Regions from separate parts of the Homo sapiens genome. Here region 1 is linked to region 2. Evidence: read pairs that join two places in POLR2A ChIA-PET (ENCODE). Cell type or tissue: CD4-positive, alpha-beta T cell. All regions are shown on one strand. Region 1 has its middle 28 kb from the start of C1QB. Region 2 overlaps EPHB2 (EPH receptor B2).

What was found. Peaks named below come from ENCODE experiments on the same cell type or tissue, not always from the same donor. Only the 100,000 strongest peaks of a DNase experiment are listed, where the experiment ranks them.
Region 1: POLR2A ChIA-PET joins it to region 2 with 6 read pairs; 2 of 35 experiments call an interaction of 5 or more read pairs at or near these places.

Annotation. Positions count from the first base shown.
Region 1 is chr1:22,679,657-22,682,156 of GRCh38, reverse strand. No RefSeq gene overlaps it. Among named protein-coding and RNA genes, the nearest start is that of C1QB, 28 kb to the right of the region's middle. In CD4-positive, alpha-beta T cell, no CTCF peak of the experiment used is centred here; no DNase peak of the experiment used is centred here.
Region 2 is chr1:22,734,027-22,736,526 of GRCh38, reverse strand. The region is part of intron 1 of EPHB2 (EPH receptor B2); the gene reads right to left. Among named protein-coding and RNA genes, the nearest start is that of MIR4684, 16 kb to the right of the region's middle. In CD4-positive, alpha-beta T cell, no CTCF peak of the experiment used is centred here; a DNase peak (open chromatin) is centred at 1,126.

The DNA.
Region 1 (2,500 bases), 54 kb after region 2:
ATTCCAGACGTTCAGCCTCTGTAACTGCGAGACAATCCATTTCTGTTGTTTTGAGCACCTGGTTTGTGTTATCTTATTGCAGCAGCTCTGGAAGACTGATAACCATCTGAAATGAGACATGATCGTATTTATTTATGGATTTATTCTTCATCCTTCTCCTCAAGGGATCCACTCCATAAGTCCAGGTGCCATCTGTTTTTGTCGCTGCTGTGTCCCTCATGTCTGGAACAGTACCTGTTGCGTAGTAGATACTCACGAAGGATTCCGTCGAATCAAAGAACCCTGGGCCCTGCATGCTGGGAGGATCTGTCTAGTCCAGCCCCAACCTGCTGTTCCAGCCAGGCCCTCCTTGGTCCCCTCCACCCCACTACCCACGCATTTGGCTTTTGACAAATGACTCTGGTGACAGACCATGTTCCCACCCCCAGACACACACAGTGGCTCATGTTATCCTTGAAGAGGCAGTGCAGCCCAGAAGCGACAAGCTTGGAGGTATGGAGACCCCAGAGCCGGGTTCAGTGGGGTCTGGCTTGCCCTGTGGCAACCCCCCCGGCAGGTCCTGTGCCTCTGTTTCCTCCCCTGGAAAATGGGGACAGGATCCCAGCCTCTCAGAGTTACCGTCAGTGCTTGGTATGCAGTAGGTGCTCAATAAATGGTGGCTGTGGGACAGGTGCGGTGGCTCACTTCTGAAATCCCAGCACTTTGGGAGGCCGAGGCAGGTGGATCACTTGAGGCCAGGAGTTCGAGACCAGCCTGGCCAACATGGAGAAAACCTGTCTCTACTAAAAATACAAAAATTAGCCAGGCGTGGTTGTACATGCTGTACTCCCAGTTACTCAGGAGGCTGAGGCTGGAGAATCGCTTGAACCTGGGAGGCAGAGGTTGCAGTGAGCCGGGATAGTGCCGTTGCACTGCAGCCTGGGCAACACAGCAAGACTCCAGCTAAAAAAAAAAAAAAAGGTAGCTGCGGTCAGCTCTCCTTGGATGTCCCAGATGTCCCGTCTTCCCTGTGAGGCTGGCCTGAGCCCAGTCCTCCTGCAAGAAGCCCTCCCTAACTACCCCACCCTAGGGCTGGCTCTCCCTAGCACAGACTCACTGAACGGCTCCCTTGCCGCTCAGCACAGTCTGTCTGGGATGGTGAATTCTCTGTTGGCACACACGTGGCCCATCTCCACAGCCGCCTCAGCCGTTGGCCATGTTTTAATGAGGACTTCTCTTTGTAAATAAGGAAGCAGGCCTTTGATCTCCCTTTTGGAATCGGCTGTCTTTGATAGCCTGCACTGAGGAACTGCTAAACGTCTGGCTGGAATTCAAGTCTGGGCACTGCTGCCACTCGCTGCCAACCCCGGGCAGGTTGCCTCCCTTCTCCCAGCCTCAGTTTCCCCCTAAGTAGAAAGGGCCTGGGTAGAGCAGACAATCTGTGGTCCATAAATTAGCCCATCCATGAATTCAGCAAAATGCCACCTTAGTGCCAGTTTCTTTGGTAACCTCCCTTTCTTTAGTTTCAAGCACAAATCAGCAATTAGCTCCAGTTCCCTGATGAGGGCTAATGAGGCCAGGAGAGGTAAAGTGACTTCTCCAACACCCTCAGCCAGGCATGAAGCAGAGGGGGGATTAGAACCTAGGTTGTCTGACTCCTGGTCTCGCTTATTTCTGTGACCTCTCACCCTCCAAGGCCAAGGTTAACTGGGAATGCGTTGGTCTAGTGGTGACATCTTGGAGTCAGTCCGAGTCAGGACATCCCCAGGCCTGCTCTGCTGTGCTCTGCTCTGGGAGGGGGGCAGTCTGACAGCTTTGGGCAGGACATCAGGCACTAAGATTTGGAGGAGGGACCATTTTCAAAGGTGAATACAGTTCTTATGCAACCCTCAAAGGGCTCAGTGGCTCTGGTTCTTGGGGGCAGGGCACTTGTGGAGGCCGTGTTCTTCATGTGTGCCCACTCCATGCACAGAGGAAGAGATAAGACTTGGAGAAGAAAAGGAGTTACATAAGGTTGGTGACAGGGCTGGAACTGACCCCAAACCATGGCCTATCTTGCACTAACTGTACCTCCATACCCCAGAGGGGGCCTGTCAGTGGGGGAAGCTCCCAACAACCCCCTGGTATATGGAGGGGAACAGAAACAGGCTCAAAGCCACACCGTCAGGTTCCCTGGGAACCGTGTCATGGGCAAGAGTTGGGGGAGGAGCAGCTGGAAGGGGAAAGACGGTGAATGTGAGAGAGATTAAAAGAGACATTAAGAGAAAAAAAAAGAGACAAAGAGAGGGCAAGCAGGGGGAAAAGATGGAAGGAAGGAGGGAGAGACGGGGAGGCAGGAAGGGAAGAGAAAAGAGAGAATGAATAATGGATTCATTTCCATTTTCTGAGCAGAACCCATTTCCAGATCTAGGGGAATGCCCGGGGCAGAATGGCTAACTCAGCCTGCTCGACAGGAGCATAGGGACCTTCACCTCCTTGTCCCCTGCCCTTGTCCCCTGCCCTTGTCCCCTGCGTGGCTCCT
Region 2 (2,500 bases):
GGGAACCATGCTTTGGCCAACACAGTGACTGAGGCGGGTCTGTGGGGTGGGGGCTGCTAAACAGAGCCTCGGCTCATGCATTGGGAAGGGGGGCCCCATGGAACTCTTTGTCCAGCCTCCAGAATTATTTGGGAGGAAAGTTGAAGGGGAGAGGCTTTTACGTCTCTGGGCCCAGCACCAGGCCTCATTCCCCACACCAACCAGGCAAGAGGGGCCGCCTTGTCCCCAAACGTTCCCCCATACCAGCCTTATCACTCCTCGCCCAATCCCCTTTCAGGTACAGTCTTGCCAAAGAGGAAAGGGAGGTCTCCTGAGCAGCCTCCTGTAGACCCCCGTGTGTACGATGAGCTCTCTTCCACAGCCCCCCGACTCTGCTTATGACAGCAACAACGATGACCACTACGATCATCTTTATTGAGCACTACCTTTGGGCCAGGGACAGGGCCACATGTCTCTTAGTGCTATTTATCATCCTCATTTTACTAATGGGGAACTGAGGCTCAGAGAGGGAAAAGAGCCTATCGAAAGTCACAGAGCGTGTAGGTGTAAGCCAGGATTTGAACCCAGGTCCCTCAGAGCCCACACTCTTATCCACTGTACAAGATACCTTAGGCTGCTCCGGTCCTGAGGGGTGCACAGGCAGGGGCTCTGCCCTAAGTCTAGTGACCCTACTGACCTCCCAGCCCTCTCCCTCAGTCCTGCTCTCTGGGCCGACTCACTGCCAAGGGCGTCCCAAGTGCCCTATAGGAATCATTAGGCTGTCCCAGGGTGGGAAGAGGATTTCAAGGAAGGCAAATTCCCATGAGTTAAGCCAAATGAGTCAAGCTTGAATTGCAGACTTTCCCATCATGTAGAGCTGAGACAGGCTCTACCCAGGGCCCTCAAATCAGACCCCTGGGAAGTGGGAGAAGGAGGCTCCCTGCTGGGAGTTCAGAGGTTGCTAGAAACCCTGTCCTCAGTAGCTGTTCCTGCTCTCAGGCCTGGGGTAAGCCAGCAGTCTTTTCCAAAGGCAGAAAGTATGGACTGTAAACTTCCTTAGAGGCCCTGGTTCTACTTCTGCTTCTTCTTCTTCTTCTTTTTTTTTTTTTGATACCGGGTCTCACTCTGTTGTTTAGGCTGCAGTGCAGTGGCATGACCATGACTCACTACAGCCTTGACCTCCTGGGCTCAAGCGATCCTCCCACCTCAGCCTCCCAAGTAGCTGGGACTATAGGCACATGCCACCATGCCTGACTAATTAAAAAAAAATTTAGTAGAGATGGGGTCACACTGTGTTGCCCAAGCTGGTCTCGAACTCCTGGCCTCAAGCAATCCTCCTGCCTCACCCTCCTGCCTCACCCTCCCAAAGTGTGCTGGGATTATAGGAGTGAGCCACCGTACCCAGCAAAGGTCCTTGTTCTTAACAGCAGCCTCAGGAAGATGCTCCCACACCATGCCCCACAGGCCACAGGAGTCGGTAGAGCAGGTTCATAGCCCTGCTGTGCAGCCTTAGTCAGTGTCACCCTCCCTTGAGCCTCAGTCTCCTACCCTGCAGGGGTGTTCTGAGATAATGTATGTAAACCATCAAACACCCTGCCCAGCACAAAGCAGAGGCTCAATAAAACAAAGTTGTATTCATTATCATCAGTACCATGGAGCAACACAACAGAGGCTTGTAATCTGTAAGTCCCCTGAATTTTTTCATAAAAGTATCTGTGTGTCTCCAACTTTCTAGGAGGGGGCAGTTCATAGCCTGTGGCAGCTTCTCAAGGATCTTCAGGACCCCAAAGAAATTAAGAACCACAGCAAAATAATACTGACATTCAGGCCGGGAGTGGTAGCTCATGCCTGTAAATCCCAGTGCTTTGGGAGGCTGAGGCAGGCAGATGCCTGAGGTCAGGAGTTAGAGACCAGCCTGGCCAACATGGTGAAACCCCATCTCTACTAAAAATACAAAAATTAGTCGGGCGCAGTGGTGCACACCTGTAATCCCAGCTATTCGGGAGGCTGAGGCACAAGAATCGCTTGAACCCAGGAGGCAGAGGTTGCAGTGAGCAGAGATTGCGCCACTGCACTTCAGCTTGGGCAATAGAGCGAAACTCAGTCTCAAAAAAAAAAAAAAAAAGAATATTGACATTCTGGTGGTACTTTATTGAGTGTATATATCTCTGGGCTTTGGTTTCTCTGCATGAAGACTGGGGAGCCCTACCCTAACTGTCTCACAAGGATGTTGTGAAGCTCAGGTGAGACTGTGGAGGGGAAAGGATGCTGTGAACCACACTGGGCTGTGCATGGGCTGTGCCGGGGGGTAAGATTTATCCTGCTCCTGCTAAAGAGGCAGCCAGGACCAGCTGCCTGCATGCAGGCTGGGCCACAGAGGCAGCTGCTCCAAAGCCCCCTCACAGTGAGGCCTGATAGAGACATGAGCCCCCTGCCCAAGCCCAGGCTGGCCCTGGGTGGGAGGCCCAGGGCAGAGCTCTGTCCTTGACTGAGAAGCTCCTGACAGGGCCACTCCTGCGGC